Linked DNA regions of Homo sapiens: region 2 is linked to region 1. A link is an interaction called in ENCODE POLR2A ChIA-PET data of the cell type or tissue named here. Cell type or tissue: OCI-LY7. All regions are shown on one strand. Links, peaks and the distances in the headings refer to the core of each region. The heading gives the core; the rest is flanking DNA. Region 1 holds the start of CASP8AP2 (caspase 8 associated protein 2). Region 2 overlaps MDN1 (midasin AAA ATPase 1).

Region 1 (16,651 bases), core at 12,712-15,211:
CACGCCTGTAATCCCAGCACTTTGGGAGGCCAAGGCGGGCAGATCACCCGAGGTCGGGAGTTTGAGACCAGTCTGGCCAACATGGTGAAACCTTGTCTCTACTAAAAATACAAAAAGCTGGGCATAGTGGTGGGCGCCTGTAATCCCACCTACTCAGGAGGCTGAGGCAGGAGAATAGCTCGAGCCCGGGAGGCGGAGGTTGCAGTGAGCGGACATCGTGCCAGTGCACTCCAGCCTGGGCGACAAGAGCGAAACTCTGTCTCAAAAAAAAGAAAAAGACAAAAAAAAAAATGTAGTTATGTAGTGATAATGCACCCTGGCAACTATTCTCAGGAATCTGTTGAAAGAGATGCGCCCTGAAAAAGGAGGATAAAACCAAGAAAGAAGACGACACGGGATCCAGGAAATAAGAGATTTAGCACAGAAAGAAAAAGTAAAATAACCCTGTCGATCGTAATCCTAATCCACGGGATTATTTTACTTTTAAGTGTTTAAAGTTAAGGGAAATCCCGGAACTTTCATCTGGGCAGCAGCAGGAAGATGAACAGCTCTAGGGTGATTAAATTAATAGAACAGGTTAGTGGTTGCCTGAGTTTGGGATTAGAAGAGAAGACAATGTAAACAGCCAGGAGGCAAAATTTGGGGGTAATAAAAATCTAAGACTGGGCAGGGCACAGTGGCTCAAGCCTGTAATCTCAGCACTTTGGGAGGCTGAGTCGGGTGGATCACAAGGTCAGGAGTTCAAGACCAGCCTGGCCAAGATGGTGAAACCCCATCTCTACTAAAAATACAAAAATTGGCCGGGCACGGTGGCTCACACCTGTAATCCCAGCACTTTGGCAGGCCAAGGCGGGCAGATCACCTGAGGTCAGGAGTTCGAGACCAGCCTGGCCAACATGGTGAAACCCCATCTCTACTAAAAATACAAAAATTAGCCGGGCGTGGTGGCACGTGCCTGTAGTCCCAGCTATTTGGGAGGCTGAGGCAGGAGAATCACTTGAACCCAGGAGGCAGAGGTTGCGGTGAGCCAAGATCGTGCCACTGCACTCCCACCTGGGCAACAGAGTGAGACTCCGTCTCAAAAACAACAACAACAACAAAAATATATATATATATATAAATTAGCCAGGTGCAGTGGCAAGCGCCTGTAATCCTAGCTACTCGGGAGGCTGAGGCAGAAGAATCGCCTGAACCTGGGAGGTGGAGGTTGCAGTGAGTCGAGATCCCACCATCGCACTCCAGCCTGGGTGACAGAACGAGATTCTGTCTCAAAATAATAATTAAAAAAAATGATGATAAGGAAGGAATAGAGCATATATAGTATAGATGAAATAAGGTTGACAGTGTATTAGTAATTATTGAAACCAGATATTGGGTAATAGGAGTTTATTGTATTCTTCTTTTCTCTTCTTTCTTTTTTTTTTGGGACGGAGTCTCGCTTTGTCACCCAGACTAGAGTGCAGTGACACAATCTCAGCTCACTGCAACCTCCACCTCCTGGGTTCAAGCGATTCTCCTGCCTCAACCTCCCGAGTAGCTGGGAGTACAGGCACGCTCCACCACACACCCGGCTAATTTTTTCTTTTGTATTTTAAGTAGAGACAGGGTTTCACCACGTTGGCCAGGCTTGTCTCGAACTCCTGACCTCAGGTAATCCACCCGCCTCGACCTCCCAAAGTGCTGGGATTACAGAGGTAAGCCACCGCGCCTAGCCTATTGTACTCTTCTTTTACTTTTGTGTATGTTTGAAATTTTGCACTAAAAAAATAGTATCTTTGATCCTTTTATAGTTCATAAGCATGATGATTGGGTTTTTGCACACGTGTAATATGTGCCTCCCTCAAACCATGTTATGACCTCAGCATATTACCTGTCTGATATAAAAATATGTATATATTTTAGAAACAGGGTCTTATTCTCTCACCCAGGCTAGAGTGCACTGGTGCAATCATAGCTCAATGTAACCTTGAACCCCTGGGCCCAAGCAATCTTCCTGAGCAGCTAGGACTACAGGAACCTGCTACCACACCCAAATTTTTTTTTTTTTTTTTTTTTTTTTTTGAGTTAGAGTCTCACTCTGTCACCCAGGCTGGAGTGAAGTGGTATGATCTTGGCTTACTGCAACCTCTCCCTCCTGGATTCAAGCAATTCTCCTGCCTCATCCTCTGTAGTCTCTGGAGTAGCTGGGATTACAGGCGTGCACCACCACACCTGGCTAATTTTTTGTATTTTTTAGTAGAGACAGGGTTTCACCATGTTGGCCAGGCTGGTCTCAAACTCCTGACTTCAAGTAATCCTCCCACCTCGGACTCCCAAAGTGCACGGATTACAGGCATGCACCACCACACCCAGCTCTTCTTCTTTTTTTTTTTTTTTAGTAGACAAGGTCTCAGTATGTTGCCCAGGCTGGTCTCCCGCTCCTGGGCTCAAACAATCCTCCAGCCTTGGCCTCCCAAAGTGCTGGGATTATAGGCATGAGCCACTATGCCTGGTCTTAAATGTGTTAAGTTGTCTTAAGTCTTACGCTACTTTCTCTGCTGGTGGTGCCCACCCAACGGCCATTGGTGACCTCTGAAAATTAATATTTTTGAAAAAAATTATGAGTGTCATGTAAAGAGAACTTGGGTATCAACTTGTAGATGCTACCATTGACCAAAGATGATACAATCTGAGCTTTAATAAAGATAGCAGTTATAATGAATCAAAACCTATTAGTTTAACCCATTAATATAATACTAATAATTTTAAAAATTTGTTGCCTTTGGAGAGTAAGAAGTCAATCTTGAAAGCTGATAAAGGGAGAAATATAAAAATGTATCCTGCCTCTCATATGTGAATTGTACCACTGGGTAACTAAATAGAAGATGATGACAAGTGTCTCTTCCTGAGAATAGTCCACCTAATTTGAAAAAGAATTGCCAGTGTGGTGGCTCACGCCTGTAATCCCAGCACTTTGGGAGGCCGAGGAGGGCAGATCACGAGGTCAGGAGATCTAGACCATCCTGGCTAACACAGTGAAACCCCGTCTCTACTAAAAATACAAAAAATTAGCCGGGCGTGGTGGTGGGCGCCTGTAGTCCCTGCTACTTGGGAGGCTGAGGCAGGAGAATAGCATGAATCTGGGAGGCGGAGCTTGCACTGAGCAGAGATCGTGCCACTGCACTCCAGCCTGGGGAACAAAGCGAGACTGTCTCAAAAAAAAAAAAAAAAAAAAAAGAATTGACAAAATTAGAATACCACTATTTTGCAACTCCCAGTTAATCCATTAATCTTGGCATTAAGTATCAATGGCTGCTAACATAGCAAAAGGGGCAAAAAAAACCAGACTTTAGATAGCTCTTGCTGAAAGAACATAATGCTACCTATAGTCTTACCAAAAGGATCAAACCTCTGATCCAGCTGTCAATTTTTTTTTTTGGGGGGGGTGATGGAGCCTTGCTCTGTCACCTAGCCTGGAAGTACAGTGGCGCAATCTCAGCTCACTGTGACCTCCAACTCCTGGGTTCAAGCGATTCTCCTGCTTCGGCCTCCCAAGTAGCTGGGATTACAGGCTTCTACCACCACACCTGGCTAATTTTTGTATTTTTAGTAGAGACAGGGTTCCACCATGTTGGACCAGGCTGGTCTCAAACTCCTTGCCTCAAGTGATCCGCCAGCCTCAGCCTCCCAAAGTGCTGGGATTACAGGTGTGAGCCACTGTGCCTGGCCCCAGCTGTCGATTTTTTAAAATGAAGATGATAGAATATGTTAAGCTGCACCATGAATTTATAATCAGAAAAACTCAGACTGTGAAAGATTCTACAGATCAAAAACTCAGGTTTTTCAAGACATAAATTTAAGAAAAAAGTATGGGAGGGGAAACTGTGAATTATAAGAAATGGCAAAATGATTTAAATGTTTGTGAACCTCCAAAATTCGTATGTTGAAGTCTTAATACCCCAGTGTGATGGTATTTGGAAGTGAGACCTTTTGGAGGTAATTAGATTTAGATGAGGTTTTGAGGATAGAGTCCTCATAATAGGATTATTGCCCTTATAATGGGAGGGAAAGACTAGAGTCCCTTCTCTCTCTGCCAAGGGAGGATACACTAAGAAGGTGGCCATCTACAAGCCAGGAAGGGAGCCCTCACCAGACAATAAATCTGCTGGCTCCTTGATCTTGGATCTCCCAGCCTCTAGAACTGTAAGAAATTTTTGCTTGTTGATTAAGTTAAAGAGGTTCAGAACGTGCAACCCCGAAACAGACCATTTTGACATACTGATTATTTTGAAGTAAAGAAAAATCAGAACCAGCCAACTCAGTGAAACGTCTTTACCTCCCCAATTGCCTAAAATAAAGTATAAACTTACCCTTTTGCAAAGGAAATTTATACTCACAAAGGAAATTTCTGTTAGTAAAGCTATCTGTACCAGGAAGAGAGCTACTCCAAGACAACTTTTTTCACTTAACAGACTGTTATCTGTGTCAATAAATCCACTGAGAAAGTTTATGTTTTAAGCCTCAGCCTCCCGAGTACCTGGGATTACAGGCATGCGTCACCACACCCGGCAAATTTTGTATTTTTAGTAGAGACAGAGTTTCACCATGTTGTATTTTAGTCTCCACTAAAAATACAAAAATTAGCTGGGCATAGTGGTGCACGCCTGTAATCCTAGCTACTGAAGAGGCTGAGGCATAAGAATTGCTTGAACCTGGGAGGCAGACATTGCAGTGAGCTGAGATCATGCACTCCAGCCTGGGGACAGAGCCAGACTCCAGCTCAAAAAAAATGTTAGTTTTATTCAGTCTATAGTCGTACCGAGGACTATAGACTGAGGTCTACAGCCCAGGAGCTGTCCTTCAGAGTTCTGTCAGACTGCTGCAGCACAGTATTTCAGCCCACTGTTTATATACCTGTGGTGGAGGTTCAGTATGTGCAAAATCACATTAAAGTTTTGGTGCAGGAGTACATCTAGTTATAGATTTCAGAGGCATAATCACTAACCCTATCAGACGTTATCTCATGTGTAGGAAAAGGCACTATATTCCTCCTTTCCTTTCTTTTTTTTTTTTTTTTTGAGACGGAGTCTCGATTTGTTCCCCAGGCTGGAGTGCAGTGGTGCGATCTCGGCTCACTGCAAGCTCCCCTTCCCGGGTTCACGCCATTCTCCTGCCTCAGCCTCCCTAGTAGCTGGGACTACAGGCACCCGCCACCATGCCCAGCTAATTTTTTGTATTTTTTAGTAGAGACGGGGTTTCACCGTGTTAGCCAGGATGGTCTCGATCTCCTGACCTCGTGATCCGCCCTCCTCGGCCTCCCAAAGTGCTGGGATTACAGGCGTGAGCCACTGCGCACGTCCATATTCCTCCTTTAAGCAATATAGTGACTCAGGCAAGAGATGTTGGGGGCTGTGTGCACTATCCTGGTTTGCCTTCAAAGCATCTTTTCAGAGAGCTGCACTTCCTCACAGAGTGAGGGGCTTTGTGAAATTAGATGGCAAGCAGAAATGAGCAAAATGGCTTCTTACCCTTTTTACTTTGTCTCACAATAATTAGAGCACTATGTTTAAATGTCACTTCAAGGAATTATTTTCTCTATGGTTACATTTCTCTCTTTTTACAGTTTAACTTTTTCAAATAATTTTCCATTTTAGGATTTTTTTCTTTCTGATTTAACTCAGTCTTTGAATATGTGAAACAGTTACATGGTTCAAAAGTGAAAGGTTATAAAAATACAAACTCAAAAAGTAATTAATTAATTTAGTTTTTATTTTTCTCACCCTGTCTTATGGTGCTGAAAACTCAACAGTTTAATTGGGGCCAGGCACAGTGGCTCACATCTGTAATTCCAGTACCTTGGGAGGCCCAGGCATGAGGATTTCTTGAGCCCAGGGGTTCAAGGTTACAGTGAACTACGATTGTGCTACTGCACTCCAGCCTGGGTGACAGAGGCAGACTGTGTATCTAACACCCTCCCACACCCAACTTATTTGGGTGAATTATATAGTATGTAAATTATATCCCAGTAAAGCTCTTATTAAAAAAATTAAAGCCGGCCAGACACAGTGGCTCACGCCTGTAATCCCAGCACTTTGGGAGGCCGAGGCGGGCGGAATACCTGAGGTCAGGAGTTTGAGACCAGCCTGGCCAACACGGTGAAACCCCATCTCTACTAAAAATACAAAAAACATAGCCAGGCCTGGTGGCAGGTGCCTGTAATCCCAGCTACTTGGGAGGCTGAGGCAGGAGAATCACTTGAACCTGGGAGGTGGAGGTTGCAGTGAGCCGAGACCGCCCCATTGCACTCCAGCCTGGGCAACAAGAACAAAACTCCAACTCAAAAAAAAAAAAAAGTTAATTAATTAATTAATTAAAAAAAAGCCATGCATATGTGCAAATAAAAATACATAACTTAGGTGGAGTGGCTCATACCTGTAATACCAGCACTTTGGAAGGCAGAGGTCGGAGGATTGCTTGAGGTCAAGAGTTGGAGACGAGCCTGGGCAACAACATGGCGAGACCCTGTCTATATTAAAAAAAAAAAAAAAAAATGAAAGAAAGAAAGGCGAGTGTGGTGTTGTGTGCCTGTGGTCCCAGCTACCTGGGAGGCTGAGGTAGGAGCATTGCTTGAGCCTAGGAGTTTGAGGATGCAGTAAGCTATGATCACACCATTGCACTCCAGCTAGGACAACAGACTGAGACCTTGTCTCTAAAAAAATAATAAAAATAAAGCCAGGCGCGGTGGCTCACGCCTGTAATCCCAGCACTTTGGAAAGCCGAGGCGGGCAGATCACCTGAGGTCAGGAGTTTGAGACCAGCCTGCCCGACATGGCGAAACCCCATCTCTACTAAAAATGCAAAAAACTAGCCAGGCAGGCCCCTGTAATCCCAGCTATTTGGGAGGCTGAGGCAGGAAAATCGCATGAACCCCGGAGGCGGAGGTTGCAGTGAGCTGAGATCACACCACTGCACTCCAGCCTGGGTGACAAGAGTGAAACTCCGTCTCAAAAAAAAAAAAAAAAGAATAAAAATAAAAATAAATTGGTTGATATGGCAGTTAAGACTAAATGGGGTCAGGTGCAGTGACTCACACCTGTAATCCCAGCACTTTGGGAGACTGAGGTGGGAGGATTGTTTGAGCCCAGAAGTTCGTGACCAGCCTGGGCAACATAGCAAGACCCCATCTCTACAAAAATTTTAAAAAATTAGCCAGGGGTGGCCGGGCGTGGGTGGCTCACGCCTTTAATCCCAGCACTTTGGGAGGCCAAGCTGGGCAGATCACCTGAGGACAGGAGTTCAAGACCAGCCTGGTCAACATGGCGAAACCCTGTCTCTACTAAAAATACAAAAATTAGGTTGGCGTGGTAACACATGCCTGCAATCCCAGCTACTCGGGAGACTGAGGCAGGAGAATCACTTGAACCCCGGAGGCGGAGGTTGTAGTGGGTCGAGATCGCGCCATTGCACTCCAGCCTGGGCAACAAGAGTGAAACTCCATCTCAGAAACAAAACGAAACAAAACAGCCAGGGGTGGTGGTCGCTCGCGTCTATGGTCCCAGCTACTCTGGAGGCAGAGGTGGGAGGATCTCTCGAGCCTTGGAGGTGGAGGTTGCAGGGAGCCGAAATCGCTCCACTGCGCTCCAGCCTGAGCGACAAAGCGATACCCTGTCTGAAAGCAAAAAGAAAAAAAAAAGCTAAGTGGACAAACGAGGAAATGGGTAGGGATGAATATAGGCAGACTATAAGTAGCCGAGGAAGGTGGCCTTATTTTCGCACCTATCAATGCTCAGGCTGAGCTCCTGAGGCTAGACCTACCGGCACCCCCCATTCCTACAGGTTCTATAAGGCAAGTCAGGTATTCCACCCTGTAAAAAGCTCTTCTCTCTCCTGCCCCGCTAGACTAGTATCCCCTCCTTAAGGCTCCCAACATCCGAAGCTAAGTTGTTTGTCTGCCTATCATCCAGGAACGCGTCTGAGGGCAGGGAACAAATTTATTCATCGTAATCGAGCCCAGCACTTTGTCTCGCACGCAGCTGACAGCAGAATTTTAAGATAAAGTATTAAATAAATGACAGACCTCTCAAGGCTTCCTGTCTTTCACTAAAAAGCTTCTCTCAGGCCACGCCCCTACCTCCACTCAGGTCAGCCCCTTCCTATTGAAGCCCCGCCCCATCGCCTTCCCCGCCACCTTACACCCCGCCCCTCTCTCTTAAAGCCCTAGGAAGATTACTGGAGTTTGGCGCCAACCGTGTTTTTTTTTTTCCCTTCCAAAGGCGGGAACTAGTTGTGGGCGCTGCGACGTGCTTTGCGTCTGATATGATTGGCCGTAGGCACTCAGTCCCGCCTCCATACCCTGATAGCGCTCTGGTATTGGTGGAGATGCCAGGGAGACCTCGGTGGGCAGAAAGGAACCGGGTTGTCTTGGGCCGGGCAGGGCGGGTAAGTTGTCGTAGGGGCCCGGTCCGTGAGGGACTGCTAAGGAAGAGGCTGCATGGCGCGGTAGTCCCCCGAGTGGAGGTCGGCTGCCCCTGGGAAACCAGAGAGTCGGAGGGAGTCCATCTGGAGCGGCCAAGTAGGTCGGGGAAGGGCCGCGCCTGACGTCTGGCCGCAGGTAGCCACGTTCCCTCCGCCCCCGGTGCAGCTTCAGGGCTTGCACCCTGCGTCCCTCTGTGGTCCTTCGAGAGGGTCTGGGCGGGGACTATGGGTGGGCGCGCCCAGGAATTGTCCCTTCGGCCTCTCGTCCTGCCCCTCCCCCCCACCATCCAGTCTCTCCTTGGAATATACTCTTAAAATCTTTCGGATGGAGTTCTTTGGAGAAATGGGTTTCCTGGAGTGTCAGGTGATCATTGATGTTGATTGTTTCTGAAATGTTTATTTAGGCATCAAACCAACATGCCTAAATAAGTTTTTCATTTCTACAGCGCCTAGATTCATTCCTAGCACATAGTAGGCCCTAACTCAGATGTGAATGTAGGATTCGTAGGAGCTGAGCATTTGTGCTTCAGGCATCAAGTTGTCTTTGACTCTTCGACTCTTCCTTGGTCTTTTTCCATTCTCCACACCTCCAGCAGCAAACCTTTCGCCTCTCCTCAAGGCCTTTCCCCCCCATCTCCCTCAGCGCCTCTTTGACTGGAGGGGGACAGAGGCTTTCATGGCAGGGATTCTCCCATCTCCCTTCCTATCCCCGCTATGCCCTCCAATTATCTTTTCCTGGCGTTCCGTTTTACAAGAGATGGCCTTCTTTCCAAAAACATTTATATTGTATTGAATATTCTTGATTTTGGCCATCTTGCTTTACAGACAGACCTGGGGTCTAATTTCAGCTCTGCCACTTACCAGGTGGTTGCCTTGTGCAAATTTCTTGATCGTCTGTGTTTTCCTCATCTGTAAAATGGGGAAAAGAATAATATGGACCTCATAGAACTCTGGGGAGGATTTAAACTAAGTGAATAATGTATTTAGATCATTTAGGTTAGTGCCTGGAACATAGTAAATGTGCCGTATATGATAGCTTTTGTTAGTATTTGCCCCTTACCTCTTCTTCTGGGGTCTTGCTGTATTAGCCTTTCCCATGAGTGTAAAAATACACTGTCTTCTCTGGCTTTTTCCTGTTTTTCTCTACAAATGCTTGTGTTTTTCTCTAAATTTTATTTTTTGTCTTTTAGCGTCTACATTAAGGACACATTCTCAGTTTCGTAATGATTTTTCTTTTTCTTTTTTCCTTTTTTTTTGAGACTATAGCCCAGGCTGGAGTGCAATGGCAAGATCTCGGCTTACTACAGGTTTGACCTCCTGTGCTCAAGCAATCCTCCCACCTCAGCCTTCCAAGTAGCTGGAACTACAGGTGTGCACCAGCATGCCTGGCTAATTTTTGTATTTTGTAGAGACTGGGTTTTGCCATGTTTCCCAGGCTGGTCTCGAACTCCTAGGCTCAAGTGATCAGACTGCCCTCAGCCTCCCAAAGTACTGGGATTACAAGTGTGAGCCACCCCGCCCAGCCACATTCTCTCAATTTTAAAAAGAAAACTTCCTTCAGACTGCCTATAACGAAAGGCTATGTGATCCTTCTCCTGTCTACTTTGCTTTCACATCTGAATCCATTGGAATTGTCCCAGAAAAGATTATGCATGAGTAAATCTGCTTACAAACTTTTTTTTTTTTTTTTTGAGACGGAGTCTCGCTCTGTCACCCAGGCTGGAGTGCAGTGGCACGATCTCGGCTCACTGCAAGCTCCGCCTCCCGGGTTCATGTCATCCTCTTGCCACAGCCTCCCGAGTAGCTGGGACTACAGGCGCCTGCCACCACGCCTGGCTAATTTTTTGTATTTTTAGTAGAGACGGGTTTCACCCTGTTAGCTAGGATGGTCTAGATCTCCTGACCTTGTGATCCGCCCGCCTCAGCCTCCCAGAGTACTGAGATTACAGGCTTGAGCCACCACGCCCGGCCAAACATTTTTTTTTTAGACAGAGTCTTACTCTGTCACCCAGGCTGGAGTTGCAGTGGCACGATCTCAGATCACTGCAGCCTCCACCTCCCAGGTTCAAGCGATTCTCCTGCCTCGGCCTCCCCAGTAGCTGGGATTACAAGTGTGTGCCACCATGTCAGGCTAATTTTTGTATTTTTAGTATAGATGAGGTTTCACCATGTTGGCCAGGCTGGTTTTGAACTCCTGACTTCAGGTGATCCGCCTGCCTCGGCCTCCCAATACAAACTCTTTTTCAGCATGATAGTTCTCAACTTGGAAAATTTTGCCTCTACACTTTCACAGGTGCATCACTTCTGTCGGTAGCAACTCTCATATATCGAGATCCTCAAATGGGAGAAGGTGAGGAAAAGTGAAAAAGACCCATTTTCCAAGAGATTCTGATACATTTTTCTTCCTCCTCTCCTTCCTCTCCTTCCAGGAGAATCACTGGCCTATATGATTTCAAGAGTGTAATCTCACGTATCACTAAGGTGCTGATGAGTCCCAAATCATAATACCTACCATGCCTTTTCTGTATGACATTTCCAGCTGTTGGACATCTTTTTGTTTTTTGTTTTTTTCTCCCCTAGACGGAGTCTTGCTCTGTTTCCCAGGCTGGAATGCAGTGGCACGATCTCAGCTCACTGCAACCTCTGCCTCCCAGGTTCAAGCGATTCTTCTGGTCTCAGCCTCCGGAGTAGCTGGGATTATAGGCACATGCCACCACGCCCAGCCAATTTTTGTATTTTTAGTAGAGATGGGGTTTCACCATGTTGGCCAGGCTTGTCTCAAACTCCTGAACTCAGGTGATCCACCAGCCTCGGCCTCCCAAAGTGCTGGGATTACAGGCATGAGCCACCACGCCCGGCCTTTTTTTTTTTTCTTTTCTTTTTGAGATGGAGTCTTGCCCTGTCGCCCAGGCTGGAGTGCAATGGCGCGATCTCGGCTCGCTGCAACCTCCGCTTCCCAGGTTCAAGCGATTCTCCTGCCTCAGCCTCCCGAGTGTGGGATTACAGGTGCGCACCACCACGCCCAGCTAATTTTTTTGTATTTTTAGTAGAGACGGGGTTTCACCATGTTGGTCAGGCTGGTCTTGAACTCCTGACCTCGTGATCCACCTGCTTTGGCCTCCCAAAGTGCTGGGATTACAGACATGAGCCACCACCCCCAGCTGCTGTTAGACATCTTTATCTGGATGTCCTACAGATAACTCAACATGACTTCACTGGTTGTCCATTGCAGTTAAAGCATGACTGTCCTCCAAAGCTAGAAACATGAGAATCATCTTTAACAAATTGGGTATTTCTTTAATTCAACAGATATTCTTTTATTACTTGCCATTCTGCTAGGCCTGCTGAGAGCTGGGGATACAGTGAGAGCTGGGGAACAGAACAGGGATGGTCCTAATCTTTATGGAGAACCATTGGGTGGTCCATTGGGTGAGATGGACATTTCTCCAGGAATCCCACAAAAATGGAATCATGAACTTCAAGAAGAGGTCATGTAGGGAAAGGACACAATGGGGTAAGAGTATATAACAGAGGGCCTGACTTAGTGGGAAGAGAGGGTGGACAGGGGAGACTCAAAATGGCTTAAGCAAAATATCAAAGAAGAGCTAAGTGAAAGTAGAATATTGAGGAAAGAATATTCCCTGCAGAAGCCCTGTGTTGTTTTTTTTTTTTTCGATTTATAAATAGTTTATCCTGTTCACATTATGCAGAATTTCAGTGTCGTTAATCCACAATGTTAGTACGGTAACAGAAACATAAAGGAGAAAAAAGGCAGGTGGGGGGAGGTTCATAGTGTGGCCTGACATAGTCTAAGGGTTCTCTCCTGTAGTATGCATCTCCTGCAGGCAAGTATTAATATCACTTCATTGTTTGAAGGACAGTACACTATCCAGGATTCATTTATTGTTCAGGTGTCTTTTCTAAAGTATGAGAAAACAGGAATAAATTCAATAATGAATATCTGCAATTCAAACCAATTTAACTACAGGTCAGTGGTGTCTTTCTTATCTATTATCACAAACATCCCAGTTGCCTCCATCTAAAAATTTCTTTCAAAAGTTAAGACACAATTAATTATATCTTATTAATTCCCTCAAAAGCAAAAAAAAAAAAAAAGTACCATTCAGCATACAAAAGTTACACATTAAAAGTGTATATATAGGGCTGGGTGCGGTAGTGCACGCCTGTGATCCCAGCACTTTGGGAGGCCGAGGCGGGTGGATCATAAGGTCAGGAGTTCAAGACCAGCCTGGCCAAGATGGTGAAACCCTGTCTCTACTAAAAATACAAAAAATTAGCTGGGCGCGGCAGCAGGCCCCTGTAATCCCAGCTACTGAGGAGGCTGAGGCAGGAGAATCGCTTGAACTCGGAGGGCAGAGGTTGCAGTGAGCAGAGATTGTGCCGCTGCCCTCCAGCCTGGGTGACAGAGTGAGACTCTGTCTCAAAAAAAAAAGTGCATATTTCCTTTTTTTTTTGAGATGGAGTCTCTCTTTGTTGCCCAGGCTGGAGTTCAGTGGCATGATCTCGGCTCACTGCAACCTCCTCCTTTCAGGTTCAAGTGATTCTCCTGCCTCACCCTCCCAAGTAGCTGGGATTACAGGTGTGTGCCACCATGTCTGGCCAATTTTTGTATTTTTAGTAGAGATGGCGTTTCACCGTGTTGGCCAGGCTGGTCTCGAACTCCTGAACAAAGTTGATCTGCCCACCTCGGCTTTCCAAAGTGCTGGGATTACAGGCGTGAGCCACTGCGCCTGGCCTCAAAATTTGTTTTTTATCCTGAAATCAGCAGGAAGCACTGAAGGGCTTTTTGGTGGGGTTTTTTTTGTTTTTTGTTTTTTTTCTTTTGAGACGAAGTCTCCTGTCCCCCAGACTGGAGTGCAGTGGCGTGATCTCGGCTAACTGCAGCCTCCGCCTCCCAGCTTCCAGAAATTCTCCTGCCTCAGCCTTCCAGGTAGCTGGAATTATAGGCATGCGCCACCACGGCTGGCTAATTTTCGTATTTTTAGTAGAGATGACGTAGGCTGGTCTCGAACTCCTGACCTCAGGTGATCTCCTGACCTCAGATGATCACCCACCTCAGGTGATCGCCTGCCTCAGCCTCCCAAAGTGCTAGGATTACAGGCGTGAGCCACCACATCCAGCCTAAGCACTGAAGTGTTTAAGCAGAGTTGGGAACACGATCATGTTTGCATTTTTAAAAGACAACTCATGCTGAGGTTTGAAGAACAATTTGAAATGGGGGAAGACTGTCCATTTGAATACACTTTCCATTAAATCTTGTTGACTACCTCTCAGATCTGTTTTTAGTGTTTTGTGGGTTTTTTGGTTTGGTTTTGAGACAGTCTCGCTCTTTGACCCAGGCTGGAGTGCAGCAGTGCAATCACAGCTCACTGCAGCCTCCGGAAGCATGTGCCACCACACCCAGCTAACTTTTCTTTTTTTTGTAGATATGGAGTCTCACTGTGTTGCCCAGGCTGGTCTTGAACTCCTGGGCATAAGAAGTCCTCCTGCCTCAGCCTCCCAGAATGTTGGGATTACAGGCATGAACCACCGTGCCCAGCCAAGATCTGTTTCTTATTTTTATTTCCACTACTAAGAACTTACAGTGACACCTCGTTGTCTTCTGCTTTGTTTTGGTAGCCTTTTCTATCTCCCTTCCCACTCATATTTTCCAGACTCTTGCCAGAGTTAAACATCTAAGATGCAGATTTGATCATTATATTGCCCTACTTTAAAAACCTTCACTGGTTCCCCCATTCCCTTCTGGATGGAATCCAAGTATCTTAATCACATAATACATCCCCTGACCTTTATTTTTTTTTTTTTGAGAGAGTCTCACTGTCACCTAGGCTGGAGTGCAGTGGCACGATCTTGGCTCACTGCAGCCTCGGGGCCTGTGACTTCCTAAACTTTATTCTCACATTCTGATCTTGCCTTCCCATGTTCTATTCTGTAGGTGTTCACACCCATACTTGATTGTGAACTTATAGACAGATGTGGTGGGGAACAGATGTGGGGAGATCGTGTCAAGAAGTGTTCGCCAATGTGAGCCTAATTTAATTGAACCTTGGGATTTTGGAAACCTTGAGATAGTGAATAATGGAGCTAGAATGGTAGGTGTCAGTCTATGTCAGGATAAGGAAGTTTTTTTTTTTTTTTAATGGAGTCTAGCTGTGTGGCACAACCTCGGCTCACTGCAACCTCCCCTTCCTGGGTTCAAGCAATTCTCCTGCCTCAGCCTCCAGCAGTTGGGACTACAGACATGCACCACCATGCCCAGCTAATTTTTTTGTATTTTTAATAGAGGTAGGGTTTCACCATGTTGGCCACGATGGTCTCGATCTCTTGACCTCGTAATCCACCTGCCTTGGCCTCCCAAAGTGCTGGGATTATAGGCATGAGCCACTGCACCCAGTCAGGATAAGGAATTTGTACTTTATAGAAATTGGGAAGTAACGGAAAGTTTTTGAGCAGGATTGCGGTAGAACTAACCCAGTAGTTGTGCGTAGCATGTATTTGGAGTGGGGAAATAATTAGGTAGCTATAGTGGGGTCCTGAAACAAATCGAAATGGCAAGAATGGGAATAAATGGGAGAAATATTTCAGAGGTAGCATCAGTAAATCAGTAGTCTGTTAGGGAATGTTAGTGCTACTCCAAGAAATTAGAGAAATGAGGAGGTGAGCAGATATGGATGGAAAGATGATCTCTTGTTTTGGACTTGGTGAGTTTGTACCTACAGGAATGTGTTTATTAATGTTAGCATTTGTTTGTTTGTCTGTTTTGAGACAAGGTCTCATTCTGTCACTCAGGCTGGAGTGCAGTGACTTGATCTTTGCTCACAGCAATCTCTGCTTCCTGGTTGTGCTTAAGCAATCCTCCCACCTCAGCCTCCTAAGTATGGTTGGGACTATAGGAGTGTGTCACCACGCCTGGCTAATTTTTGTATTTTTTGTAGAGATGGGATTTCGCCATGTTGCCTGGGCTGGTCTCGAACTCCTGGCCTGAAGTGATCCACCCACCTCGGCCTCCCCACAAAGTGCTGGGCCCACAAAGTGCTGGGATTACAGGTGTGAACCACTGAGCCCTGGCACCCAGCCACTAATTTTTTTTTTTTTGAGACAGTCTTGCTCTGTTGCCCAGGCTGGAGTGCAGTGTGACAATCTCGGCTCACTTCAACCTCCGCCTTCCCCACGCTCAAGCAATTCTTGTGCCTGAGCCTCCTAAGTAGCTGAGATTACTGGTGTGCGTCAGCATACCTGGCTAATTTTTTTTATTTTTAGTAGAGACAGGGTTTTACCGTGTTAGCCAGACTGGTCTTGAACTCCTGACTTCAAATCTGCCCGCCTGCCTAGGCTTCCCAAAGTGCTGGGATTTAGGCATGAGCTACCATACTTGGCCACTAATTGTTTTTTTGTTTGTTTGTTTTTGTTTGTTTGAGACAGAGTCTGGCTCTGTCGCCCAGGCTGGAGTGCAGTGGCACAATCTCAGCTCACTGCAACCTCCGCCTCCCAGGTTCATGCCATTCTCCCGCCTCAGCCTCCCAAGTAGCGGGAACTACAGGCGCCCACCACCACACCCGGCTAATTTTGTTTTTGTATTTTTAGTAGAGATGGGGTTTCACCGTGTTAGCCAGGATGGATGGTCTCGATCTCCTGACCTCGTGATCCGCCTGCCTCAGCCTCCCAAAGTGCTGGGATTACAGGCGTAAGCCACCGTGCCCAGCCCACTAATTGGTTTTTTAATGTTAGACATCCTCACATTTTTGGGATAAATCTCACTTGTCTGTAGTGCTTTTTCGTTTAATATCTTGCTGGATTCAGTTGGTTGATTTTTTTTTCTTTGTGACGGAGTCTCGCTCTGTTGCCCAGGCTGGAGAGTGGTGCAATCTTGGCTCGCTGCAACCTCCATCTCCCAGGTTCAAGCTACTCTCCCGCCTCAGCCTCCTGAGTAGCTGGGATAACAGGTGCGTGCTACCATGGCCACCTAATTTTTGTGTTTTTAATAGAGACGGGGTTTCACCATGTTAACCAGGCTGGTCTCGAATTCCTGACGTCAAGCAATCTACCCACCTTGGCCTCCCAAAGTGCTGGGATGACAGGCCGATTTTTTTTTTTAAGGCTATTTCTGTTTATGTTCATAAGAAAGATTGGCTTGTAGTTGTCTGGTCTTGTAGTTTTTTTGTTTTGCCCTATTCTT
Region 2 (16,651 bases), core at 8,740-11,239, 120 kb before region 1:
ACATCGTTGGAGTTTTTGAGAACCTTTAAGAGTATAGAGGCAGAGATCAAAAAGTTTAAGACTGGCTGCTCTACTTTACTAGACTTACTAGAATAATCTGGATTAAAAATTCCATTTAATCCACATGTGACAATAATGTCTAAGAGGACTTAAGTGGATTAAAATATAACTGTTACAATCTAACAACAGGTGAGCGAATAAAAAAACTGTAGTAGATCCACACAATGGAATACTACTCAGCAATAAAGAGGAATGAACTACTGATACATGAAACCACATGGATGCATCTCCAAATCACAATGCTGAGTGAAAGAATATAAACAAAAAAGTATATATACTGCATAATTCCACGTATAGAAAATACAACTGATCCACAGTAAGAGAGCAGATCAATGGCTACCTCGTTGTGGGTGGGAGCAGGAAAGAAGAAAATACAAAAAGGGAATGAGGAAACCTTTGGGGGTGATGGATATGTTCATTATCTTGACTGTGATAATGGTTTCACAGGTGTATACATGTCAAGACTTATACACTTTAAATATATGCAGTTTATAATATGTAAATTATACCCCAATGAAGATTTTAAATATGTGTATAGGTATATTTAAAACTGTTAAGAATAAGTTTCTTAAATAATATTGGGCATATAACAACACTAAAGTTAGTCTTAGCCCTAAGAATCTTTATGCCAAGAAAGATAAATTTTGTTGTTTAAAAATAAAACAAGATGCAGTTCCTTACCTCATTGGCACTGGCATCAGACACCATTCCCTGGGAGGACTGTACCCAGAGCAGGACTAGTGCATCACAAAGTTCAAAAAAAGCAGCAAGATTGACCACAATTTCATGGGGCAGAGTGTGATAGCTTTCTGGATCTGAGAGTCAACATAAATAAAATGAGAACATTTCATCAGATTTAAAATAATCTCTGGACATTTTCAAAATAAACTGTAATCTAGAATTTAAATGTTATCCCCAGTACAAAGGTCAATTTTGAGAGCAAAAGCAAAAGCAAATTCTTTGCCTACTACAGGTTGAGTGTCTCTTATCTGCAATGCTTAGAATCAGAAGTCTTTCAGATTTTCAATTTTTTTTTTTTGATTTTGGAAATCTTTGCATATACATAATGAGGTATCTTGGGGAAACACATAGTCCAAATTTTCTATTTTACAATGTTTTTAATAATTTTGTGCATGAAACAAAGTTTGGACTGCATTTTGACTATGGCTCATCATATGAGGTCAGGTATAAAATTTTCCATTTGTGGCATCATGTCAGTGCTCAAAAAGTTCCTGATTTTGGAGCATTTCAGATTTCAAATTTTCATATTAGGGATGTTCAATCTGTATTATTAAACTCTGCAAATGAGGCATGTATACCTACAGATGTAAATAATGTCTCACGGAAAAATGCAGATTATAAAGAAAAAAATGTATATTTTATACAAGTATTTAAGTATAAAATGAAAACTAAGTACATATGTTTAGATAGATAGTTAATACCAATAGATATGAGAAAACATAAATGAAACTATTACTAACAGTAGCTGATGTAAAGATGAACTTTTTCAATTTTTATACTTTAATAGTTTGAATTTTTTCCAACAAGCACAACTATCTTTTCAATTAACAAAAAAAAAACATGGGAGAAATGCTCCCTCCTATAATAAATGCTTATGAATATGTACTTTTTCAGCTGACAGACCTAGTTTTCAAGTGGCTCTGTTACTTGCTAGAGACGTGACCTTGAGCATCTCCGTGTCTCCGTTTCCTCACTAACAACATGGGGACCTATATCACAGGTGGCTACAAAAAGTAAATGAGATCAAGGACACATAAAAAGCATTTAGCTAAGCACCTGGCACAAAGTAAGTGCTCAGTAAATGTTAGTCATTACTATTGAGTAAGGGGACATGTTTAAAATCAGGCCAGCAGATTAAAAGAAACCAGTAAACAACAGCAGCTGCTGAATATGCCTCTCAACTTTAGCAACATTATGCAATCAGATGCTTAATTAGAGAACACAAAAGGTAAATGTTCTTACCTTGATGGAATTCAAAGGACATTCTCAAAACACTCTCTCTTAGCTTTTTGCTACCAACAGAAACCAAATTTGCTTCAGTAAAAACCCGTTTTTCCCGGTCAAGATATATGATTGTCCTGGAATGAGATTCAAAAAACGTAACAAATAGCTATCGGTTAATAACATTTTCAATCATATCCTCTATTTGCTGGAACACTTGGAACATCAGGGTCCTTCATCCTGCCATTCCTCTCCTGCCTCTGCAAATCTTGGACTAAAGAGATGGAGATGAAAGTGACAACTACTAAGGTGAAAGGAAAGATCGATGGATGGAGAAAGCTGGGTCTAGGCAGACTCCCAGGCCTTGGTCTGTCACGATCTGACAAACTGCACCGTGAACTCTTCAAAGTGGCCATGGTAGAAATGGAGGAGTTGGTGGAGCAGAGGAGTAGGGGGCTGGTAGCTTGCAAGGCACCCTCTGAGGTACACACTATACTTGTGGATTCACTTTGAAAATTAAGTAAATTCATATGTGAGTGTGTACATAAGTATGGAGGTGCTATTATGTCTCCAACATTTGAGGACAGGAAATGATGTGGACAGAGAGATTGCTGAGGAAGAGACAAGTAAAAACAAGTAGGTGAAAATGGGAGGAGCTGCTGGGAATCAAACAAAAACCAGGCTGGGCACAGTGGCTCACACCTATAACCCCGGCACTTTGGGAGAATGAGGCAGGTGGATCACTTGAGCTTAGAAGTTTAAGACCAGTCTGGGCAACATGGCAAAACCCTGTCTCTACAAAAAAGTACAAAAATTAGCCAGGTGTGGTGGTATGTACCTGTAGTCCCAGGTACTTGGGAGGCTGAGGTGGGAGGATGGCTTAAGGCCAGGAGGCAGAGGTTGCAGTGATCCAAGATTATGCCACTGCACTCCAGCCTCAGTGACAGAGCTAGACCCTGTCTCAAAAGCAAAACAAAAAACAGAAAACAGTAGAAAATATGATTATCGTATGATAAAGGCAATCATGTCCAACACCCCACAACTTCTCAGGTTCACAAAATTCAACACACATAAGCTATTTGACAGATTCTTAGGAAAGGTATAATCCGAGAAGCCAGTGAGGCAAACAGTGCCCAGAGCAGCAGGTTTCACTTACTTGTTTGCAGCTGATTCTAAAAGGGCAAAGAGCTGGTCAGGCTGGTCCGTTTGTGGGTCAAAGTCCATCAAATTTCTAATCATGTCCAGAGCCTGCATATTCCATCGGGGATCCAGAGGGATCACAAATTCATCTAGTTTAAAAACAGAACAAAACAAAAATCAGAAATATTGGAGAAACTCCTTGCCTGGGAAGTTTCAGTTGAATATTTTCATTGTTTTACTTTGAGCACATTGAATCATGATGGGGAAGAGGTTGAACCAGTAAATACCATGAGTTTCATCCCATAATACTAGAATAGCAGGGTTTAATAGCTTTTACACTCTATCTTTACCAAATGCAAAGTATCTGTATGTCCTGAAAGTTCATCCCAATGCAGGATATAAAGGTAATCCCTACTAGAATACAACATTCCAACCAATGAATTCACTTCCTGAGATCACACTAATCCATGGGCTAAATTACACAGTGGTCACCATTAGCTTAAAAAAAAAAAAAAATACGTACATGGCAGAAAATGAATAAATACACCTCACTATCTGTTTTCATTAAGAAAACAATGCAGTTTTTTAAACTTAAAAACAAATTCTCTATAATCAGAATGTGGCTGCTGCTGCCCCACAATCCTCTGGCTCACACCTGACACAACTTCTGTGAAGCAGCAGGAGGAGACTGACATTCTCCAGAAGTTGTGAAAACCCAAGGAAGGGAGGCAAGACACAAAAAAGGGTAACATTAATTTGAAGGTGGCTGGCAGGACGGTTCAGTGGAGCACTTTAAGTTTTAAAAGCATCCACCATATAGTAGACTACCCAGACTACCCAGGACATACTGTGAACAGCAGGTACATTAAGGAGGGAACCCATATTCCAACACTCAGTAAGATAAAAGGGCTACAAAACTGAAAAGGACAGTTGGAGCTAATGTGTTCCAACAGAGGACAAGCGATGCCTGCTGAAAATGAAAGCTGCTACTGTAGAACTGTGTTTGTAAAAGTTACAATCCTCTCATAGTGGAAAGCCATGCCTTAGTTCAGCCACAACTTGACTAGCAAAGTATTTTTCTCTATTGTTTGATTTCTTCCCATTCACTCCATGATCTTTAGTGCACATAAAGGAATTATTTAGCACAAAAGCATCATGCATATTTTCTTCTAAACCAAATGGCCAGTGGTATATTTTGATCAACATCAAATGAAGATGGAGGTAGAAAATTTTAAATCTGGTGTTGTGAAAATGCCCATTTTCTTCATTAATGCTTGTGCCAATCAAGTTAATATTACTCTGTTCTAGGAAATGTTTATTCTCTCACTCCTTATTTAAAAAAAATTAATCTTGAATACTTCCTTTGATCAGATATCTTAGATGTCTATTTCTGTTATCACTATGGTTTTATAACTTCGTCATCAAGGTTTTCTCAGAGACAGGGTCTGGCTCTGTTGCCCAGGCTAGAATGCAGTCAGTGGCACTATCACAGCTCACTGCAGCCTCAAACTCCTGGACTTACACAATCCTCCTCTCTCAACCTCCCAGGTAGCTGGACCACAGGTACAAGTCACCGCATCTATCATTAAAGGTTTATATTTTCCTAAATTAAATGACCCTGTGTAACTTTCCTTTAAGTCAAATATCTCGTGGTTTGAAACTCTTCCTACTAACGATACTGGTAGACAACACAAAGCTAAGGGTGGAAGGCACCTCAGAGAAATAAGAGCTTAATTCCCCTAGTTTCTAAACACAGGCAGAGACAGTGAATGATGAGCCAAAAATCTACCAAGCCAGTTTGTGGCAGAGTTGGTACCAGGGCCTAGTGTTCCAACTCCTAGATTCTTTTTACTCCATGGCATATCATCAGCCTCCTTCAGAAGCTGGAGGATAAATGGATAGTTTCAGGCCAAGCATGGTGGCTCAAGCCTCTAGTCCCAACAGTTTGGGAGACCAAAGCAAGAGGATTGTTTGAGGCCAGAATATCAAGAAGACCCTGGGCAACTTAGTAAGACCCTGTCCCTTTAAAAAAAAAAAAAAGAAATTTCAAAAAAAAAGAAGGAGAATTTGCTTCTGCATATCATGAGTCTTCTAAAAAATACCGTTATGTTGAGACCTCTAACAGGTCAGATCTTTTCCCCATAAAGTCAAAAGATAAGTTTCCAAAACAGTGCTGAGAGCTAGAAATCAAAAGTGCATACCTGTTGTATTTGGTTGTAATATTTTGAAAACATTACTGACTGCACCTGAGAGGGAATGTGAGTAAAAATTCCTGAGAGATGCAGCACTGGCTTCCAAATGAATTTGTATGGACTCTGTGGAGGAAGGAGAAACCAGTGTTAGACTCTAAAGCAGTGCTATCCAATTGAACGTTCTGCAGTGATGAAAATGTTCTACAGCTGCATAGAATAACCACTAGTCACATATGAGGACCTGAAATGTGGCCAGTGCAACTAAAGGACTGGATTTTTTATTTTTTTAAATCTAATCTACATTTACATTTTAGTAGCCCTCTCTGGCTGGCTAGTGGCTATCATATAGGACAATACAGATAAAAATATTTATAAAAATTCTCTACATATATTTAGACAGATGACCACATGTGTTACAAAATATTATAAACATCCATGGGCTTATTGACAAATTCTCATGAAGTAGAAAGGCTCATGTAAACTCAATTACTTAATCTCCACCAACAAATTCCATGTTCTGTACTTTACAATTCAAGCAATGTTGTTATTGTTGCTTTGTCCTCTCTTAAAACGAAAGAACTACAAAGAAAGTACAGGTGGCCCTCCATATCTGAGGGTTCCACATCTGTGGAATTCAACCAACTACAGATCAAAAATATTCAAAAATTTAAAAAAACAAAAAATAAAAATACAACAAAAATAATATAAATTTTAAAACAACGTACTACAACAACTATTTACATAGCATTTACATTGTATTAGGTATTATAAGTAATCCAGAGATGATTTAATGCATACAGGAGGATGTGTGTAGGGTATATGAAAATACTATCCCATTTTATATAAGGGGCCTTAGCGTCCACGTATGTTGATGTCCCTGGGTGGGGGAGGGAGAGTCCTTGTATCAATCCCCCACAGATACCAAGGGACAACTCCAAGTGTGACAACATGGAGCACTGGAACTAAAATAAGATTAGAATCTTATATACTTTTAGAGGAAATGCATTTATCAAAACTAATACCTTTCCCATATAGAATGGTTCTGTAGCAGTAGTACAGCACAAAAAGCAGATGTTCAAAACTAAAAAGTAAAATAATACAGTATGCTTTCCTTTTGAATTTGTTAGGAAGGTGACTATATCCTGAAATGCTAAGGATAACATGGAAACAAAAGTTTATCTTGTGACACATCTACAGGCAGACTTGCTCCTTAACAGTAATGCTAGACCACAAATTTCTTCCTAGGAGACCTCCCAACTGTAATTTTAACAGTGTAGTCACAGATTAACACAGCTGCTGAGGCACTTAAATAGCATAAGTGTATATAAATCACATCAGTGGACAAATTAAGCTGTTCTACTCACCAAGCCCCTGCGGTATATTCTTGGCTAAATGATAAAGCCATTTAACTCTGAGCATCCAATCCTGATTGGTTGCTCTTTCTATGAGCAATTTAACAGCCATGACCAAAACATCTGGTTCATCGATCCAGTAAGTATTCACTTCGACTGCATTGAATTTCAGGTTCTCAGGGCTGGGGGACTGCATAATTTTCTCTAAGTCTTGCAAGGTAAAAGGCTGACTCCTGAAATTCATTTGAATGAACAAACTCAGTACTAGAATAACCTTTTATTTCACATTCCAAATAACTGAGAAAACCTCTTTCACAAATATTGGATCAAAGGTAAGAGAGAAAAGGAGAGTCTCCCACAGAGGAAGAAAGTTAAAACATACCTAATAAATAATCAATAGGGAGCAATATCACAATGAACAATAAAACTATGACAGCTACACAATAAATGGCCACAGAATGCTCCAGTTAAATATATTGTGTCCTGACCATTTCCAGCAAAAATAAAAACCAGCCAAGAAACCAGAGACACAAGCTGAAGGCTCCACTGACCTTGTCCAGCTGCTGGTTTTCATGCTCATCCTGTTGAGACAATATACTAAGATCTGTCCATCTCTTCGGACTGTAGACAGGTGTGAATCTTCAGTAGCAAAGAGAGCTGAGGGCACAGAATCTGGCCACAGTCCCATGCCAAGAATGGAGTCTCCCCAGGTTTCATGTGCTCGCAAAGAAGAAACATGTTTCTCCAGTAAAGCCTGTACAAGCTGGTAGGAGACAAAAACACAATACAGTGGTACCAACATAAAAGTGATATTCCCCAAAAACCAGCAAAGTAATAATAGTCCATGCGACCACCTCACAACAACTTTTAATACACTCTTCAATGAAAAACACAAGTCAAATTCTACTTTTCCTGATGACATGTAAGTTTAAAAAAAAAAAAAAAGGAATATTTACATTCAAGCTATTTTCCAGAAAAGTACCTGGATACCAGATCTCTATTAGAGCAAACTGCAGTGGTCAACTCTCTTAGGTCACTGGGTTGCCACCTTTAAAAATAATTTCCTCGTACTCAAGAATGTAGGGTATTACAACTTAGAAACATTCTGCAATACTTCATAGTACCTTCCGGTTTGCTGGTGAATGCTGGGAACAGACATATACTTCCCAGCATGCTTCAGAAAAGGCTCTGTCTAAACTCAGCCCTCGCTGCAGGTACTGGACAATTAGTATGGCTGTCTGGATTAGAGTTGATACAGAAGATGTTGGAGAACCTATTAAAAAAAAATTGCCATCTATAAACAATAGAGTCTTTAAAATCTCCAATGAAAATGGATAAATTCTGCCCTCCCATCAAACCTCCTTCCTGTCAACCCCACCCAAATACTTACTTTACAAAACATTCCAAGTAGACTCTAGAGTCCTCCGAGGGCACAAAGGACCTGTAGGAACCTTTGTATTCCTATCTCCCCTGTTTCTCTATGGCTGTCTGTAGTTTATTATGGGGGACTCATTTATAGATGTGATAAAGTCTGGTCACATATATCCTTAATCTAATGCTGACACACACTGAAGGTGGCAAGTTGAGTGTAACCTCATAAAAGACCATGGGATTTGAAATCCAACAGGCCTATTTGCAAATTCCAGCTGTTATTATTAACTGATAAATTACTCAAACTCTCTGAGTCTTATCTGAAAAATGAAAACATATGCCTTGCAGAACTAATGTAAAGATTAAATAAACAGCTGGGCATGGTGGCTCACGCTTGTAATCCCAGCACTTTGGGAGGCCTAGGTGGGCGGATCACGAGGTCAGGAGATTGAGACCACAGTGAAACCCTGTCTCTACTAAAAATAAAAAAAAAATTAGCCGGGCGTGGTGGCAGGTGCCTGTAGTCCCAGCTACTCGGAGAGGCTGAGGCAGAAGAATGGCATGAACCTGGGAGGCGGAGCTTGCAGTGAGCCAAGATCACGCCACTGCAGTCCAGCCTGGGCGACAGAGTGAGACTCTGTCTCAAAAAAAAAGAAAAAAAAAAAAAGATTAAATAAACAATCTGCATGGTACCTAACACAGAGTAGTTATCCAACAAGCAATACTTCATTTATTATCTTGTTCCTTTTTGTGTAATTGAAAGTTTAGAAAAAGTAACACCTGTCTGCTTTAAACAACTCAAAGTTTCCTCTTTATTCCAACTTCAAGAGGCTGTTGATGACCCTGGAGAAATGATGGGCAAACTTCATAAACCTCAGTGCGTAAAGTGGAATTACTCGAGGGTTAGCCTCTGCTTACTTGCATCAGAATGACATAAGAAGCGTCTTTCAGATACTGATTCCTGTGCCTTGCCCTGCCCTGCTGAACCCAATCTCTTGGGGTGTCTGGAAATCCACATTTTTAACAAGCTTTCCTGATAATTTCTATATACACTAAATGTACGAAATCTTTGATGAGCAGTCCAATGGAATGACATAAATTTCTTGAAGACTAAAACTCTGCAAAGGCCCAAAAGTCAAGCACCTCACCTACAACAGTGCTCCGGGTCTCTGTGTGTAAAGCCAAGAGGATGTCACATACACTGTTCCCCACCAATCCAAGGCTGTGCAGCAGAACTTTCAAATCCAGGTTGTCTGGGGTGCTTGCATCCCCTTCCCCTGAAATGTAGATTTCAAGTCCACGATTCCTCATAGCTCGGGATATATCTCCATGAACAGGATCCATCGAGAGGAAAAGTCTAGAAAAATAGCAATTCAAAGAAAAAAATGATTTTAAATCCCAGTGCAACCAAAGGTGTAGCTCAGCATCAGTCAGTGAGGGCAAATCCTATGTGGCTCATTGTCACAGAATTCACACCAAGGATCTTTTACTTCTAGCATGCATCAATATAGCAAAAGATTTTCTCTAAACCTACTTTCCTAAGGAACTGTGTATGATATATCCAGTGTACCTTTAGTGCTGAGAACTTTAAAAATTTAACCTTCAGATATTCCCCAGAGTAGGCTGTACTAATTCATTATTCTAACTCACCTACAGACAGCAGAACAGGAAGCAAGTGTAGTCTCCTGAAACAACTGGATTCATATATTGAATGCCCATCAACATCTCCATCTAGTTATCTTACACCTCTGATGTATGTCTGAAAGTAAACAGCTGATTCCCGGTAGACCCTCCCCACATTAAACCTGCTCCTTTACCAGTCTTCCCTTTCTCAATGAATGGCAACCCCATTTACCCAGTTACTCAAGCCAAAAACATAGGTGTCATCCTTGATTCTTCTTTTTCTCAACCCACATGTCCATCAGCAAACCAACCCATCTGACCACCCTCATCTAAGCCACTGTGATGTGTTGCCTAAATTACTGCAAAAGGATCATGACTGGTATCTCTGCTTCCCACCTTCGTCACCAATGCAAGGCAAGGACCTTGCCCCTCTTGTTTATGCTGTGTTTCCAGAGCCCAGCAATGCCTGGCAAATAGTAAAGCCTCAGTAAGTATTTGTTAAGTGAATTAATAAATGGGTGAACTTCTCCATGATTCAGTTTATAAATAAAATATATAAGGAAGTCCTACTGAACGTCTACCTCTGCTACTGAGGCTGTCAGATTCTGAGGCAGAAATGTAAGAGATACAAATACCTGAAATTGGGATTTGGTGTTATCGTGGGAGTGGATCCATCTATCATTCCTCTCTCACTAATAGTGAGGACACCTCCGGGTTCAAGCAAAGCATTCAAACGATCCAACACTGATGGGCTGCAGAGACAGAATTCAGATGGTGGATAGGCTGACATGCTGCATTGACTCTTCTTTCCTTCCATGCACGGGGCTCCAAATGCTTTTGACTCACATTTCCTTTCGGCACAATCATTCACCCAGATACAACAGTGATCTCTTTCAAAAGTAGATTCCCCATTGATTTTCCTTCTCGCTTCCCTAGGCACATAGCCCAGGGCCTTATACACAGTAAATACACAAGATATTTTTGAATAAATGAAATTAAAGAAAATGATAAGTTCCTTGCACTATAACCTTTTCACTTTTTCCTTTCCTGCCCCCCATCCCTCAACATTATCAAATCCATTTAAGGCAGCTGGATTTCAATTTGTAACATTCAGATAAATGCTCCGTGAAGAAATAGTCATCATCTAACTTGTAGTAGCTTCTATGTTAACTGTATATGTACAATAGTTTCACACTTGTCCTTTACCTTACTGCAAGATCAAGAATGATACATGGTTGAATTGCTGCATCACTGATGGCCATTTAATAAATGCCTGCCCTGTGTCAGACCCTGCATTAGAAAAAACTGCACTGAAGAAACCCTAACAAAAGGAAGACTTCTGATATTAAATTAAAAGGCCTAACTCAAAGGACATTGCCAGGAAAAATAATCCAATTTTGTTAGCCTTTGCTTTGGCTGAAAATTATCATACAGAGCTGAAATCTTATAACTGTCTGATGACGAATTACCACTGTTCACCACAGGGAGAAGTCTACAGAATATGGCTGAGGACGCTTGCGTAATTAAGAAAAACAGTAGCTTCAAAATACCAGCACTTCTATCTGGGTTTCTACTTTGACAAGCATATCCCAAATTTCAAGTTGGACCACTGATTAGGCATAAGGTTCTTACTTGCAGAAGTTAACATTGTCCATCAGAAGCCAGTCTCCAGACTTCAGGGCCTGAACCAACATGCTGTCAACCCATTCAAATGTGCCATGGCTATGGCCACTGGCCAACTGCGTAAGCTTCACACCAAAGCTTCGGAACTCTTCAACAAGTTTGGCAAACTCTGAAATGTCACAGGGAAGAATCACCATCCACAGCACTTAACTTCAAACAAAGAATTAAGTTTATGAAAAGGAAGCTTGATACTTCTAGCCAAGGTTTTTAAGATTTCATAAAAGAATAAATAGAAGAATGTTTTGCTTCTGTTTAAACACAGATAGGAAAGTTAAGTTTAAGACAGAAAATACGTTTTAATGGCTCTCTGTATTAATAGCTACTCAGGGTTGACTCTAGGGTGATAGAGGTGGCAAATGATTTTTCTGTATTACGGTTTCTCAAATGGCAGAAGGAGGACGTTTCCCACCTATCAGTGCATTTATACTAAATGAAAGTGCTATAACTTCACACAGTGCAAACTGGGCTTCCTTTATAATGAGCATATCATATGATTATAGTAATATAGTAATAACTGGTAATTACTTGCCAAATGCTTTATAGTTTATATAGCCCTTCCCTCGAAATTTTTCAGTTGATCTTTTTGGTTGGAAACTGTTTTATGACCATTTTTCATATCACAAGGTAATACACATTGGATTTCTACTTCTAAAGATGAGGGAGTAACGAGGTTTAGACTTAACATACCATAGTCCAACCACTTGCTAACTGTAAAACTGTAGGCAAGTAATTTTGTCTCTTTGAATATTCACATCCTCATCTATTAGATGTAGATAATCCTTCCTATAATGCAGTGTTGTCACGGTGATTAAAAGTACATATATTCAGTATAGTGTTTATAATAGAAATTCATAACTCAATGGTGAGTTTTACAATACCCATTTAAAAATATATGACACATGACTGCATCGGATATCTTTTATAATTAGAGTGAATGAGTAAAGGATTTCAAGTTCAAATGGCAGGCTTAAAGTGAGAAATGACAGATCAAATCAACAATGAAGAAAGTAAATGAGTGGCCCACCGCCACAGATAAAATGTTTGCTGGCCAAGAAGTGGGATGTCTGATTTCTTCGGCTATAAGGAATCAACACTTTGTAATCAGTTACAAGCAGGCTTTGGAAATAAAGAATGACAAGCATAGTGACAGACCCAGCCTGTGGGCCTTTAGGTTGAATCCTCCCTAAGAGCATGCTCACCACCACTCTGAAAGTGGCACCACAAAATGAGAGAAATTTCCATGTTAATTGGATGGCATACAGGATGATATATTTCCTCCATCTCCACACAAATGAATAAACACATCCTATGAATTCAGACTCCTATTCTTCAGTTTAAAAATGCTCAATTTCCTGAGAAATTATTGAGTAAAAAAATAGCCAGTAATAATAAAAGTTTTACATGCTGTTTTATCATTATAGGTGATTACACACAAAATAAACCATAAAGCAACGTAACCAATTTTTTTCCTATTTGATTTTTCAGGATCAACTATTCTGAATACTTTACCTCAGCTTCATTTTACTTTCTAGGTCAAACTTTCCCACAAGTTCTGATTGTTAATAATTACTAAATTAATACAAAACATTTGTAAATCTATTACGTGTAAATGGACACAATATAAGCAATGGTAAGTTCCTGATACAGAGATCCAAATATACATACCTGCCTTGCAGTATGAGTTGATTTTATTGTTGAGTCGCTGCATAAGCAATAACACTGCTTCTAGTTTGTTGACAATCTCCATCGTGATAGCTTTACCACCTTCTCCAAGACACTTAGGCTTATATGTCAGAAGAAAATGACTCCAGGCTCGCAGCACTACTTCTGCATCATCAGCACTGATAAGGAGGCTATCCCTTAACAGTGCCCTTACAGTTCCCTCCACCTTCTCTAGCAGCCTCCTCCAAGGTCGTATAAGATCAACCTGTAATTTCCAGAGGACATGAACTCATCATAGGGTCAGAGAATACTGTTATCTGTACTCATCACCAACTCAGAAGACTCTCAGTCAGACCACGGGGTTTATTATGCTTTGCCAGAAAATATGAAGGCAGACTGGTTACCTGCTCAAATCCACCCAGCAGCTCAGTAGTATCCATTGCACTGTTCATAGCCATGATCTTTAATGTGTGGCCAGTAAGGTGTGCCAGAAGCTGGACCAGGCTGGTCTTGCCCACAGAGGCTGGCCCGACCAGGATGACCATCCAGCTCATCTGCACACACTTCATGATTGACTCCAGGGGTTGGAATGACTGGTGCAGGAGCAACAGGGGATGGCGGGACGGGTGAGGAACACAGCTCCCACGGGAAAGGACTGAGTAGCCCAACTGAAAAGACATGCCAGTGAGATTTCCATAAGCGTGCCTGGTAGTGGGAGCAGAAGAAACCATTAAAAAATGTCAAAGGATAGAGGATTATCCTAGTCTCCTTACCTGAACATCATAGGGAGTGATACGAAATAGTCTGGTTCCCATGTATGGGTTGGAATTTGAACCAAACACATCCTTGAATACAGCAATGACCTAAAGGAAGAAGATAATGCAATGAAAACACAAATCACTCCACCTAATTCTTAGGCAAACTTTCTAGAAAACAAGCACAGTGATAAGAGTCACTATTCTAAAAACACTGGCCACAATTCCCTTATCCTTTTGAATTTTCTCTTATAAAAAGGATTGACTGCATTTATTTAATTCTTTGGAATGAAAGTAAATTTGAGATTGAGAACATAGCAGTCATATTCCAAACTATCTGAGATTCCAGTAACAATGCACCATAAATTAAATTGAAGCCATGGACACTGTAGTATTGAAATCTAGAGACAAAAAAAGAGTTGTTTGCTTTCATCATTGAAGATACTACCTAAAAAGAGGATAGAACAGTAATACGAAGATTATAAAGAAAAATGACCATTCATTAACCACCTCCTATGTACCAAACACTGTATTAAGTACTTTGGTAGATTATTTCTGATCTTTATACCCATGCAAAATAGTTACCATGTCCATTTTATATAGACAACAGCACTCACAAGAGTTATAGAATTTGCCCATGGTTGGTGACCGATTTTAAATCTAAGCCAGTCAGCCTCCAAAAAACATGTTATCCCTCCAAACATTTATGTAGATATGAAAACCAAATTTATTCCTCTAACCAATTATTTACATTGTTATCCTTTCATTAGCAGTAATGCTATTAGAAAATGTTCTGTTGACTCTTTTATTTTGGATCTCTAAAAAATCTAAGAGTAATGGTGGGGGGCGGATAGAGGTATATAAAAAACATTAATTTAGCCCACAGAAGTAGGGAAAATTAAAGCCAGAAAAAAAATAAATAAAGTATACAAAATAGTATTTCTAAAAAGCAGCAATACTTACATAATTGAATACTACAATGAAGTTAAAAAATAAAAATAATATAGATAAAATCATAATCAGTGTCAAACATTGGACTGTGAGACTAAAAGCAGCATAGGAAAGTGTTCCTGTCACCTACCTATGAGTCCAGGTGATACATGACCTCATGTTCCACACTAAAGTATATAATCTCCAACCCCTGATGTTCTACCAGAGGGTTAAAATTACAAATATTGCTACTCGGGAGGCTGAGCCAGGAGAATCACTTGAACCCAGGTTGCAGTGAGCCAAGATCACGCCACTGTACTCCAGCCTGGGCGACAGAGCAAGACTCCATCTCAAAAAAAAAAAAAAAAAATTCCCAATCTAGCTCTTTGGTTTAGCTTTATAAAATCAAAATTCCATTCAACTGGACTCTTCTAGCTTTTACAGACTTTATCCTTCTATAACATTATTTTTCTTGACCTTGTCTCCCCCGCTAGAAAACACCTATAAGGTCCATTACAATAACCTTGAATTGGAAGAGTGATGGAAAACTTCCACATACCACAATGACCCAGCACCTGACTAATCAATCATTCAACAACTGGCATGTGTTTTGGTCATAATTAATATACTATAAGTGGATGAAGAAATTAAAATACTAGCTGATTATGTGAATTATATATCAATAAAGCTGTTAAAAACTACTAAGACTTTCTCCTAATCAAATGATTGAAAGTCACCTACGTATGATAAATGAGTTAGTGTGTAATTAGATTCTGAATACCACACTAAAGAAGCTCTGGGTGGCCGGGCACAGTGGCTCACTCCATTTGTAATCACAGCACTTTGGGAGACTGAGGCAGGAAGATTGCTTGAGCCCAGGAGTACAAGACCAGCCTGGACAACACGGCAAGACCACATCTCTATTAAAAGTAAAAACAAATTAGCCATGCCTTGGTGGCATGTGCCTATAGTCCCAGCTTATCAGTGGGCTGGGGTGGGAAGATCCCTTGAGCCCAGGAGGTCAAGGCTACATTAAGCCGGCATTGTGCCACTGCATTCCAGCCTAGGCAACAAAGTCAGACCCTGCCTCAAAAAAAATAAGAACAGCTTTTCGAGGTAGGAGTCGACTCCTGTGAGGTATGGTGCTGGGTGCAGATGCAGTGTGGCTCTGGATAGCACCTTATGGACAGTTCTGTCCCAAAGGAGGGATGAGAATAGCTACTGAATTGTTTCTTCCCAGGTCCTAAAGAGCAAGCCTAACTCAAGCCATTGGCACACAGGCATTAGACAGAAAGCTGAAGTTGAAATGGTGGAGTCCAACTTGTCTGGACCAGCTTAACGGTTCTGCTCCTGGTAACGTTTTTATCCGTGGATGGCTTGCTTGGGTAAGGACATGAAGACAGTTCCTGTCATACCTTTTAAAGGTATGGAGAGTTGGCTTGACTACCCTGTGTGGAGCAAGTTTTAAAGAAGCAAAGAACTCAGAATTCATGCTTGAAGAAATGCAGGCAGACCTGTTATCCTAAACTAGGGTTTTTAATGACCACAACAAGCAAGCATGCAGCTTACTGCTTGAAAGGGTCTTGCCTCACCCAAGCTGGAGTGCAGCGGCCTTTGAAGCTTACTACAGCCTCAAACTTCTGGGCTCAAGTGATCCTCAGCCTCCCAATGGTCTTTGTAGACCGCCTGATGGAGTCTCATGGCACAAGAAGATTAAAACAATGTCTCCAATTTTAATAAATTTTTGCAATCCAAAAAAAGAAAAAAAATAAGAACAAACAGAATGGGTAGCAGAATGAAAGGGCTGTGAAAGTCACATGTGCTATGGGCCAGCCACATGTTCACATTTCAACAAGGAGGTTACTGCTTCTAGTGCATGCATCTATGTATCTATTCATTTATTTTCAAACAGTGAAGTTTA

The links. ChIA-PET counts read pairs that join two places held together with the same protein. Peaks named below come from ENCODE experiments on the same cell type or tissue, not always from the same donor. Only the 100,000 strongest peaks of a DNase experiment are listed, where the experiment ranks them.
Region 2: POLR2A ChIA-PET joins it to region 1 with 8 read pairs; 4 of 35 experiments call an interaction of 5 or more read pairs at or near these places.

What each region holds. Positions count from the first base shown.
Region 1 is chr6:89,821,517-89,838,167 of GRCh38, forward strand. It overlaps CASP8AP2 (caspase 8 associated protein 2), which reads left to right and starts at 8,364. Exons shown (of 10, transcript NM_012115.4): 1 at 8,364-8,590. LOC124901536 (small nucleolar RNA U13) reads left to right here and starts at 1,779; the gene lies at 1,779-1,880. RefSeq lists a silencer at 7,714-7,763 and an enhancer at 7,864-8,053. In OCI-LY7, for the core only: no CTCF peak of the experiment used is centred there; a DNase peak (open chromatin) is centred at 13,785; H3K4me3 peaks cover 395 bases; H3K27ac peaks cover 1,478 bases.
Region 2 is chr6:89,705,318-89,721,968 of GRCh38, forward strand. MDN1 (midasin AAA ATPase 1) reads right to left here. Exons shown (of 102, transcript NM_014611.3): 41 at 13,819-13,908; 42 at 13,450-13,713; 43 at 13,049-13,310; 44 at 11,333-11,492; 45 at 10,336-10,452; 46 at 9,226-9,434; 47 at 7,831-7,979; 48 at 7,258-7,469; 49 at 6,719-6,939; 50 at 5,364-5,477; 51 at 3,179-3,311; 52 at 2,044-2,159; 53 at 742-875. Among named protein-coding and RNA genes, the nearest start is that of LYRM2, 75 kb to the left of the region's middle. RefSeq lists an enhancer at 15,845-16,346. In OCI-LY7, for the core only: no CTCF peak of the experiment used is centred there; no DNase peak of the experiment used is centred there.